Regions from separate parts of the Mus musculus genome. Here regions 1 and 3 are each linked to region 2. A link is a loop called in an ENCODE intact Hi-C map of the cell type or tissue named here. Cell type or tissue: left cerebral cortex. All regions are shown on one strand.

What was found. Peaks named below come from ENCODE experiments on the same cell type or tissue, not always from the same donor. Only the 100,000 strongest peaks of a DNase experiment are listed, where the experiment ranks them.
Region 1: it touches region 2 in a loop (3.0-fold over the local background); 23 of 42 quality-filtered maps call a loop at or near these places.
Region 3: it touches region 2 in a loop (3-fold over the local background); 26 of 42 quality-filtered maps call a loop at or near these places.

What each region holds. Positions count from the first base shown.
Region 1 is chr4:63,484,714-63,488,713 of GRCm38, forward strand. All of the region lies in intron 1 of Whrn (whirlin), which reads right to left. Among named protein-coding and RNA genes, the nearest start is that of Whrn, 9.3 kb to the right of the region's middle. In left cerebral cortex, no CTCF peak of the experiment used is centred here; DNase peaks (open chromatin) are centred at 1,985 and 2,779.
Region 2 is chr4:63,418,428-63,422,427 of GRCm38, forward strand. It overlaps Whrn (whirlin), which reads right to left. Exons shown (of 12, transcript NM_028640.2): 8 at 995-1,066; 9 at 1-195. Among named protein-coding and RNA genes, the nearest start is that of Akna, 17 kb to the left of the region's middle. In left cerebral cortex, no CTCF peak of the experiment used is centred here; a DNase peak (open chromatin) is centred at 1,919.
Region 3 is chr4:63,496,505-63,500,504 of GRCm38, forward strand. No RefSeq gene overlaps it. Among named protein-coding and RNA genes, the nearest start is that of Whrn, 2.5 kb to the left of the region's middle. In left cerebral cortex, a CTCF peak has its summit at 2,071 (motif pointing left); no DNase peak of the experiment used is centred here; H3K4me3 peaks cover 15 bases.

The DNA.
Region 1 (4,000 bases), 66 kb after region 2:
AGACAGGCAGGTGTGTGGAGACTCCTCCCAAAATGGTTCTCACAGGGAACTGAAAATACACGTGTCAAACTATAAACAGAAAACACTTTCTGGTAGATGGATTATCATTAATCTAAAATCTCTCTGCTTTTCTCTCTTTTTTTATTTTTAGATTTATGAATCTGAGTGTTTTACCTGCATGCACATGTGTGCACACCACATCCAAGCTTAGTAGGTATAGAGGTCAGAGAAGGGTATTGATCCCCCGAAACGATAGTTAGGTATTGGCTATGAACTGCCCTGTTGGTGCTGGGAACAGAAGCCAGGTCTGCAAGAGCAGCAAAGCTCTTAACCTCTCTCCGGGTTCCTCTTTTTTTTTCTTCTTCTTATGTATGTGCTTTTCTGAACCTGAGAAATGACTTCATTTATTATTGTGTGTCTGTATGGCTTGTGTATAAGGTACGTGTGCATATGTACATGGGGATAAGAAAACAAAATTATGGACTCTTATCTTTTTCCACCTTTATGTGGGTCTTAGGAATTGAACCTGGTTGCCAGGCTCCATATTAGCCCTTCTATTAGCTGAGGTATCTTGCCAGCCTACCATTTTTCAACTGAACCCTTATGTTGCAGGTCATTCAAATAAATAAAGAGGAACACACACACACACACACACACCTATACAAGCATTTTACTTTAAAGACTCAGGCAGACTTTTCCAAGGAACATAGCAAATTGGACCTTAGTTTTGTCCAATCAAATGAATGGTGGGTGACCAGCAGCTTTGTACAGGGGTGAGCCCCAAGTCTGCTGATCCTGCTTTGATGGTGCATGGATAAAGTCAGGGGATGCACCATACAAGATGATTCAGCAGTCACTGGACTATGCTTATTGAGGTGGGAAGAGCAGGGGATTGAGCTGAGCTGATCATCATCTAGCAGAGAATTTTCATGGACAGTGCACAAAAATAACACCCTGACAAAGCCAGGTATAGTGGCACATGCCTTTAATACCAGCACTGAGGCAAAGGCAGGAAGATCTTTGTGAGTTCGAAGCCAGCCAGGTCTAAGTAGAGAATTCCAGCCCAGTGAGGGGTGCATAAAGAGACCTGATCTCAAACCAAGCAAAGCCAAGCAAAACAAACAAACAAACAAACAAACAAACACAACCCAAAAATCCAACACTGACAAAGGTCAGGGCGTCACCAGTGAGGAAGAACAGAAAGTTAAAAGGACAGTTAAAGAGTCAGTGTGACTCTTCTCCCTAAAGTCTACCATGAAATACAGCCACCTAGGAAAGGCAAGGTGGCCAGAACCTCAGTTTTCTGCCTCCTTGTAAGCTTCCTCATCAAATGGCTGCACAGAGATGGATAAGGTAGACGGAAGTGATGACAGAGAGCAGACAGGCGGGGGGTGGGGGTGGGAAGGTGCACTGAGGCCTGGTGTGTATGAGTTACACTTCAGGACCTTCAGGACCAGTTGTTGCTGTTTGCAGGTAAAAGCAGATGAGACTAAGCACCAAGGGGACTGAGTTAAAGAGTATGCCCCTTGCCTTGAGATCTTCTAACTCAAGAGAGAAGGCAAGCCCCAAACAGAATAGAAGGCAGAGCAGAGGGGCACACTTCCAGGAGGGCAGCAGTGATGAGGAGGAGGAAGAAGAAGAAGAGGAGGAGGAGGAGGAGGAAGAAGAGGAGGAGGAGGAGGAGGAGATGTTCTGAGATTCTGTACTGGGGCTGGAGCCATCATCCCCGTAGGAGATAGGCAAAGGCATGGCAAGGCTACTGATGATGGGGAGTGTCAGCTTATGGAGTCAAAAGAAGGACATCAGAGACAGGTGAGGAAGGAGAATAAAGAATCCATATGTATTAACCATAGGTAAGCCTGGGAGAAGTCTTGGGACAAGAACTGGGGGGACAGCGGGACTCCAGGAGGAGAAGTTATGAAAGTGCTGGTATTTGCAGAGAGGAGGAGAGGAAGGCAGGCAAGGAGAATAAGCTGAGTTCACACACTACAAAGGAGCCCCGCCCACCCCCATCTGAGCCAGAAGATTAAAGGGCAGAAGGAAAGTCCCTATTCTAACGTCTGAGAGCACTCTTGCATAGCTACATGGGAGATGAACTTCTAAAAACTGGACCATATTTCTTAATCAGAAACCTCTTAAAGTGGCCTTGCGTACCATTTCAGATGTGGTTTAAATCAATTACAAGGTTTTTTTTTCTTCTTCTTCAGTACAAAAAGCCTGCGCTATCAAATCAAACTCTCACCTGCGTTAATTGCTTTAATGGGCTCTGGAAATAGCAGCCTCCTCTCCTCAGGCATGGGGACCCCTGGGGAGCCCATCAAGGAAGGATGCTGAGAAGACCAGGGACAAACAAGGCTGGCCTCTCTGGGCTGCTAGGCCATGCAACTGTCCCATCAGCCTCCCATTATTTAAGGCCTCACAGGAAAATATTCAGAAGGCAGGTGGGAACTCCCAGTTCCATTTATCCACCGAGCTTTCCTGTGGCTATAAAGCAAAACTGTAGATACCAGAAGCCAGATAGGAGTCATTGCATTTTAAGAGAAACATGGAGACGCCGACTACACTGTGCACATGACTCTGCAATTCAAGCAGCTACAGGCGACAGCACAGGCCCCAAGTCCCGCTATGTTTCTTCCAATAATACTTAAAAGCAAAGCAAAACAAACAAGCAACAGAACCCAAGTAATTAAGCTGGCACACTAAAAGGTTTTCAAAACCACATTAGAGCCACTGATATTTTCCACTGTGGTGCTTGCAAGTGGGATCCATGGCCAGATTTTTCCAACCTTGACTAGGCAATGAGATAATGAACAATGGCGTGCTTGTGAGGATCGTGAGTTATATTCAGCACTGGGGATGTCTGAGTCACAGAGAGATGAGGAGGCCTGCCCAAGATCACAGCTAAGAGGTGAATCCAGACCCATCTCCAAACTCCATCTACAGACCACTTTCCCTTAGGAAACCATGTATCAGCTGACCTTACACACGAGGACGATGCTCAAAGGGTGGATGGGGTTGCGTGGGGTTTGAGGGTGGCCAGGTGGGCCCAACTTGTTAATTCTATTTCGAGATAGGGTCTCCTATAGCCCAGGAATTAGAGAACTCCACATGTAACCAAGATGACCTTGAATTTCTGATTCTCCTGCCTCAATTTCTCCAGTGCTGGACCTATAGGTGTGTACCCCACCACGCACAGTTTATGTGGTCCTACAGATTGAAGCCAGGACTTCACGTATATGGGGCAAGCCCTCTACCCAGTGAATCCATCCCCAGCACCTCTGGGTAAGTATGTGTGTGGATAAATGTTGTTAGAGGTGGGGAATCCTAACACAAGCAGAACTTCCCAAACTTCAGTGTGGGTGGGACTTGAGCTTGACTGGAGGCGTGGTTAACAATTCTAACTCTGGCTTAAAGATTAACATGTGTGAATTAACAACTTGGCAGCACACTCTAGATAATTATAAATACCCCTGTTTCCTACTAGTTAGTTTGCTTATTTATTTATCTATTATTTGTTTATTTAGAATCTTTCTATACAGTCCAGGCTGGCCTGGCTCTATCTGTGAAACTTAGGTTGGCCTCAAATACATGGTCCTGCCTTGCCCTCTTGGAGAATTGGTTCTAGGCATGTGCCATCATACCTGGTTGCAAATGCCCTTTCTAACCTCACTTTTCTATGTCCCTTCTTGCAGCCTGCAGCTTTAGAACCCAGGAACAAGGCCATCTTGGGACTACTACTTGGGTAAGGCTGATACATTCGTTTTGCATTCTGAGTCAAGAGGATGCTGATATTAGCAAAGTCAGGTGGGGAGGGAAGAAGAACCACGAAGCTGGCTGCCAGCTGAAGCCGGGCCACAGCCAACTTAGCAGAAGGAAGAGGGATTCTCAGCGGAGAAGGAGGCAAAGGTGCTGGGACTGGGAAAGAAAAGAAACGGATTCACTTCTACAGTCCTGAAGGATGCTGCGTTTGAAGGGCAGGTGTGGTTACTGGAGGCCTAGC
Region 2 (4,000 bases):
CCCTGGCGGCGGGCTGCGGTTCCGTGGTGCTGAGAAGACAATGCCTGAGTGGGCAGCAGAAGACAGAGGTGCGGGGTCCTCCCTCCCTGGCTTCCGTGGCTGGCCAAGCAAGCGGTCATGACCTTGAGCCAGGGGTGGTGGGGGAGGAGGTGGCTTGATACCAGGCAGATCTTCTGAGGGGGATTTGACATCATCCTGCCAAAAGACCCAACAAGAGTAGAAGTCAGAGCCCATAGTGGATGGAGAGGGACAGCGAGTGGTGCTGGACCCGGCAAAGACTGAGTCCCTGCTCCTCAGCTCCTGGCCACACTGCTTTGAATAATGCAACGCTCAGTGGAAAACTGTTCCCTGCATCTCAGCAGCTGAGGAGCGCCAGGATCTCGGCAGGTGTCTCTGGGGACCCACTCGATTCCTTAGGGAATCGAAGTTCTTGGCATCAGCAGGGGCTCATCACAAGTGACAAGACTTAATTAGCCACGGGGTGGGACAGGAGGAGACAGGGTGGCAGGGTGGCCATGGACAGGGTGCATCTCCGAGCGTAGTGGACCCACTAGAAGGTTTAAGCAGGGATGAGAACAGCAGCGTGCATGATGTGCCAGCAGGGTGCCTGAGGTGCAGGGTGCAGTATGCGCAGAAGTGGATCACGGCCACCAGCTCCTGGGACCTCCTTAGGCCAGTGTCCACACTTGGAAAGCTCTGACAGCCACAGAGAGACTGTCTCCATGCTTTGACCAAACCACTTGACTTCTTCTGGCCCCCAACTGTGAGCAAGGTGCAGGGTTTTCATGTTACAGATGAGAAAACACTGACACAGAGGGTCCAAGAAGCTTGCCCAGTGCCACACAGGCAACAGAGCAGGCAATCAGCTGGGTTGGTGGGGTCTCCGTAGAGACTCTATCCTACCACCCACCCCGTGTCCCCTCTCTGTGGCCAACCCTGAGAAGAGCCCAGGGGTCATGAACAAAGAAGAGAGTGCAGCAAAGCAGGGCCTTACCACAGACACATCCGGGAGAGCGTTGGTGCTGCCCTGGGTGGTCTCACCGGTTCCTTCCAGGTCTAATGTATTCTAGAAACAGGTGGACAAGCAACAAGCTGAGCAGGCGAGAGCAGAGCTCATCTGTTTCATGGACCTGGAATCTAGGACCTTATGACACCTTCCGATGGCAGAGGCAACCCTGACACACCCCTCTGTAGATATTTTTCTCACCCATTCAAAGCGGTACGGTGACATTTTCTGTTAGTCTCTTCGAAGTAAATTTTTTTTTATTATTTTCTTGAGACAGGATCTCATATGCTGCTCTCACTTTAAACTTGCTGTGTAGCCTAGGATGACCTCGAATTGATTCTCCTTTTTGTCTACCTTACAGAGCACTGGGATTAGAGGCATTTGCCAATTCATTCAGTGTATATGATGCCGGGAACTGAACACAAGTCTTTACATAAAACAATAAAAACAACAACAACAATAATAACAACAACAACACTCTATTAACTGAGCTACACTCCAAGCCAGGAAGTTCATTTTTCTTTGGGACTTCCTGATCGTTTTCAGGCCTTCATTGAGCGAGCTACCTGGAGATGCTTGGGATATCTTAGGTTTGAGCTTTAACAGACGCAGCTCTCTCACATCTAGTGGCAGACAGAATGCTGGGGGTGGGGCACACAGAACAAAAGAGGAGTGTATAAGGGTGCTGTTCCAAGTGGATCCCATCTTTAAAACTATCCATGTCTTCCTCCCTTCATCCTGTGTGTTAGACAGGGCAGTCGGGGGAGGGAGAGAGGCACGCACAGAGATTATTTAGGGCATCACATGGCTAACAGCACCAAATACACTGGGGGGGGGCAGCCACCAAGGAAGACTTCCTAGATTGGGCAGGCGGACAAGGCCCGACTGTGGGCAGGGAGCCATGTTTCCGACACTGGGAACTGTGTGTGCATAACCAGGGAAGAACACAGAGACTGCCTGAGGACTTTCTGTCAGCTCTTGATTACGCCTGGACTTGGGCCTGAGGGCAGTGGGGCTGCCTCGGAGATGAGGTCGTTTGCTTTCCACAAAGAAAATTAATTTTGCTCACAACATCCCCTCCTGCCAAGCGCACGTACTATAGGCACTGTGGCCAGCCCTTCTTACTCCCTTTGCTATGGTTTGACTGCAGGAAGCTCTGCTGGCTTCCAGGTTACCTCCTGCATGGGCAGGCCTATCTGAGCAGCCCACCACTCCCCTTGCTCCACTCTCCTCCCTCACTCCACCCTGCTCCCCACCCAGTAGCCAGACAGTCCTTGGAAAAGAATTCAAGGAATGTTCATCCCCACCTCAGGCAAAGCCAAAAACTCACATGATTGCTGGCCCTTTCTTGCTCCCATACCTGCTGCCCCAGGGCCTTTGCACTAGCTGTCCTGGCACCTGCACCATTCGGGATTCACTTCCATTTCTCCTTTAGTTCTCGGTGCCGGAGGCCTCCCAGACCAGCTCTGTCTACATGGGCACCGTACATACTATCAGCTGTCTACCCCGACCCCATTCCACTTTTCTGTACACAGGTCACAATGTGGCTTTATTATCTCTTATTCCTGCTGGATATAAACTCAGGCAGGACTTGGACTACTGTGCCTGCTGTGCTCAGTTCCGTGGCATCTACACGGTAAATGAATGAGTCTCTACGAGTGAAAGGATTGCCTGCTTTAGCTGCTGGAAGCAGAGGCTGAGCAAGCTGAACATTGATGAGGGAGGTGCCGTGTTCTTTGCAGGGGCCATTAATGACAGCTGCAATAAGGGGGAAACACGAGTTGGAGGCAGGAGGCCCAGACTTTACTGCCCTGAGGCAGAGCTTCCTGTAATATGGATTCCTTTCTCAGAAGCTTGGGTAACAGGGGCCATGTTTGCAAAAGCCAGCGATGAAGCCACATGCAGCACTGAGTCCTCTTCTTGGGCCACCCCTGAGCTTCTTGGGCTCACATCCTTGCTCCTTCTCCAGCATGACATGCTACCTGCCTCAGGGCCTTTGCACAAGCTCTTGAGCTCTGCCTCTTACGGCTGTGTGACAACAGGCAAGTCATAGAACCTCTCTGTAAAACCAGGTAGCCCACTAGGTCATACTGCTGATCTAGTAACCCTAGGTGGCTCTTCCTACAGGCCCTGGCACTGTACTTGGGAAGCCTAGGAAGTCTTGCAAACTGCCCCCACAGTGAAGGGACTGCAAAGTATACCTTGGCCCCTAGGTGACCAGTTTCTCAGTGGGAAAGGTCATCATGGTGTCTTCCCATAATCCCTTGCCAACTGCCATCAGCACAGTGCTCCCTGGAAATTATCCAAGATGGGTGGGCATCAGAGAGACCCTCTTCAGGTGAGGTGAGGGACAAGGCCAGTTTGTCCATGCAGAATCTATGAGTAGTGTCTACTCCAAGGACAAAAGAAGCTTCTGCCATAGGCAGGCATGGCCAGTGTTATCTGCTACAGGGGATGCTGGGAGTCAGGGTGAGGCTCAGACGACTACAATTAGGTGAAGCTGTCCTGTTCTGGACATCAGGAGCCCGGAGCATCATTCAGCAAACACTGACCGTGATTTAGGAAGAGGCGAGAAGGGTTTGAGGGTCATGAAAGTCCAGGTTGAAAACTAGGTGCCTGGCTCTTCTCCATCCCTTAGCGTATGCACTTTCCCCTATCATCTGTCACCTCTCCTATGACTACAGATCATAGAGGAGTGCGATAGGTCCAAGGTGGCATGGCCATTGTTCTGGCTAATTTTCTAACAACTTAGCACAGGCTAGCATCATCTGATAGGAGTGAACGTCAAGTGAGAAGATGCCTCCATAAGAAGGGACTGTAGGTAAGCCTGTGGAGTATGTTCTTAATTAGTGATTGATGGGGGAAGGACAGCCCACTGCCATACTTAGGCTGGTGGTCTCAGGTTCTATAAGAAAGGAGGTCAAGCCACGTGAGCAAGTCAGTAAGCAGCACCCCCGTCACACACACACACACACACACACACACACAAACAGC
Region 3 (4,000 bases), 78 kb after region 2:
CATGAGAAGAATATAAGCCACACAGGTGCCATCAGGAGCCAAGTCCTGTGCTGGGATAGATCAGCCTGGGCCCCTTCCTCTGGTGCTCTCCGGAGTGGGGGGGGGGGGGGGAGGGGGGAGTGGGGGAAAGCAAGGAGCTGTTATCAGAACTGTAAAGTATGCAAACACACACACATGCATTTAAAACTAAGTCTGGAGTAGGAATGTCACTTGTACCAACTGTTAGGTCCCGCTTGTGATCTTTTCCACACTGAGGGAACAGGGTGAAGGTTACATGACAACTCTATATACAGTCTTTAAAAAAAACATATTTTATATGGAAAGATGTCAGAATACACAGTCTAAAGTCTGTCATCTGATACCCACTCTCCTAAACACTATCACAGGAAAAACTCGGCTTCTAGTCAAAGAAGTGTTCTAAGAAGATCTATAGTGCTTGACCTAGTCACCACTACATGCCATGTGGATCTCTTTAAACCTGAATTGCCTCTCCAGAGGTGTTCTGTGAAAAGCTGGTTTTTTTTCCCCTAAGACTGTCCTGGGTTGCCGTCACAGGAATGAAACGGCTGACTCTGATATGGGAGAAATAGAAAAAGAGAAGGATTATCTGGAGTGGCTTTGAGCTGGCTGCAGAAGGGTGTTTTGTTCCCTGGCTAGTTATTTACCTGTGCACTTGGTCATTCTTCATTCAACATTTGCCAAGCACCCGTTCTGCTGCTTGACCAAGCGGCATATGGTTGATGCTGGAGACCCAGGATAAAGAGTTGAAATCTTTGACCTCAAAGAGTCATAGTCTGGCAAAGGAAAGACGGTGTAGGTCAAGGTTAAAAACAAACAAACATAAAAAAGATAAGCATTAGGAGTGTCAAGATAGACCACAGTGAGGCGAGGAGACTAACAGGAATGGACTTTCTGGGCTGCAGAGATGTTTCCGCGGGTAAAGATATTTGCCACCAAGCCTGACCACCTGATTTTCATGCCTGGAACCAGCACGGTGGAAGGGGGAGAACCAACTCCTGCAAGCTGTCCTCTAATCTTCATGGTGCTTGTGGCACGTGTAGCAACCCTGTAGCACATAATAAACGAATAAGTAAATAAAATATTTTAAAAGAAGAATCTTTCTGAGTAATGGGAAGCCACAGGGAGATTTCTAACACTGTAGTTTAATGCAGTCCCAAAATGGAGGCAAAGAATTAAAGTTCTCCTTTCCCCAAAGCTCTCCCCTTCTTTTCACACAGACCTGAGTTGAATTGATGCCCAGTGAACATATTTCACAGGGCGTCACAAAGTGATGTCTTAAGTAGCCAATTGAGTGACCCTTTGACATCTGTCTTACAGCTCTGCGTGTAGCAGTCCGTGCTATGCATCCTTATTTCTTCTTGCCGACCCTAGTTGAAGTCTTTAATGCAACCAGAACAAGTTATTTAAGGAGAGAATCTGTTCCAACCCCTCCCCTCATGTATTAATGACATACCTCGAAATGCCACCACACGGGACTTAATTGCATGCAGTTCGGGTTTTCTGCAAATGTATTTCATGCTTAGTGTTCAGTTAGTTTGTGTTCTAATTATAATTGCTGTGATTGGTTTGATAAATGCAGCCCAGGAGCTAAGATTCCCCACTCCCAATATTTCCTTTCTGTGCAAAGGATGTTTTCGAGAATATTTTGCTTCGGGCAGCAGAAGCCTCTGTGCTAACAGCCTTAGGGAAAAAGGAAACACTTTCTTCTGCAAACATCGGGCACCATCTGGGAAGGCTGTGCTATTGTTTAGCTTCATAGAGGTTGATCTGAGAGAGCAGAGCGAGAACCGAGGGAAGGACAAATGGGAACTTTCCCATCCATCTTGCATAACCACCTTCGTATCAGTTTGCAGTGTGTCCCTCAGAGAGGCAACGTGTAACTGTGCTCAAACCTCAAGAATCCTATTTCATGAGTGAAGATGTGTTTGTCTGTCAAGAAATAAGCTCTCAGAAATTCAAGCTGCCTGGACTCCTGGGGGCTGTACTGCCTTCAGGCCCTTGAATGAAATAGGAATCAAGAGTTCCTGTTTGGCCTTGGCTGCATACTGCCCTCTTCAGAGCTAAAATAGTATTTTCCTGCAATCGCAGACATCCCCCCACCCCTCCCCTTTTCTAAAGCTAACTTTCACCCCAGTGCTGGAAACTGACCCCACTAGGTACACAGGCTAAATAAGACCTCAGACAACTGATCAATACCCTAAGCCAGGGTTCTCCAAGACAAGATCTCACTGTGCAGCTCAGACTCTCCTGGAACTTGATATGTAGCTCAGGCTAACCTTGAACTCATGATCCACCCGCTTCAACCTTCAAAGCAACACCACATCCAGCACCAAGGCCACTTTTAATTGTTCACTGTTGATAACCAACTTGAGCCAACCCTTCTAGTCCAGATGTTTCTGGAAATCTGGACTTGAGCAACCGGAAAGACAGAGCAGGAGAAAGAATGAATGGTGTTGCCTTTTGTGCTTAGCACAACTTACAAGTGCTGAGATATGCTCGTTGCTGAGCTGGACTTTTGTTTGTTGTTTGACTCTTAGTGACTTCTGCATTACTGTGATCAAAATATCTGACAAAAACAAGTGTGTGTGTGTGTGTGTGTGTGTGTGTGTGTGTGTTTATGTGTGTGTTCATGATTCCAGAAAGTTCAGTCCATCATGGTGATGACACCATAGCCCAGGAATTCACGTCATGACTGGCTAGGAAGTAGAGTGGGACAAGAAATAACCAGGGACCCTATGATTACCAGAGGCTGTCTCCAGTGGCCCACCTCCTGCAACCTGGCCCCACCTCCTGCAACCTGGCCCCACCTCCCAAGTCTCTCAAACCTCCCAATACAGTGTCATCGGCTTGGAGCTAGCTATTCAAACCATAAGCCCTTGGAATTCCTTTTCAGGTTCAGGACACAACGGTTTTGAATGCAAGCTACACGTTTCATGCCCTATGCGTCACATGAAGCATGTGACACACAGGAGGACAGGACATTACTGGTGACTTCCTTCTCCCTCTTTTTATTGCAATCTTTAAAAGCCCTTTTCCATTCATTCCATAGTTATTCGGAGCCTCTCTCCTTCCCTCTAATTCACTGAAATGTCTCCTCAGAAGGTGATAGAGATTAATTTAACTTGAGATGCATTTCCCGTGGGACATATAGAATTATCTGTAGCTGGTGGTTTTTTTTTTTTTTGAACAGCTCTGTTTTAAGCAATTATATGTTTTATTCACTCACTCCTACCAGCAAGTACAAGAGATTCCATCACCACTGTCGTCCTCTTCCTGGTAGAACAGAGAGGATGTAGAGATGCCAGGAGGCAACTATCCTGAGGATGAGAGGGATACCCACATGGAGAGTTGGGCTTTTGGACCAGGAGAGTCTCATTCCAGAGTTTGATTATCAATCTCTGTAGTGTAGAGTCTCCCAGATGTGTGGTTCAGAGATGTCAAGTTGGGCCATCCTTCCTGCTGGGATCAGTCAAGGACCACATTTCTTCCACGAATGTGAATATTTTCTTTAGAGAATTTGAGATGAGAACTCACAGGTTAATAACTCACAGTCCCTGACTGGTAAGCTGACAGTTTGTGCTATAAAGACAGAGTAGAGGCTTAGTAAAGAAAATATCATTGAGAGAGATCCTTCATGGGGAGGATTTGGGGACCTTCAGATTTCTCAGCTCAGATACGGGGGCTCAAAGCTATCCGATGCTGGGTGCCATGGGGAACTCATTCCAGCGTGAAGACTCCTGGCAGCAAGGACATTAACAACCAGAGCTATCGCTGGTGCTGCAGGACCACAGCCTGTCTCTTCTGCAAATGTCAGTGGGGATGGATGATATCAGCAGAGAAATGGGAAACAGTTTCCTCTACGACCGGTAGATAGCACCGACAATATTGATGGAAGCACAGGGAGATAAGAGAGAGGAGAGAAAAGAGAAAGCACCAAAAAACCAGCGAACGACAGGAGAGAGACGGGTATTTATCTTGC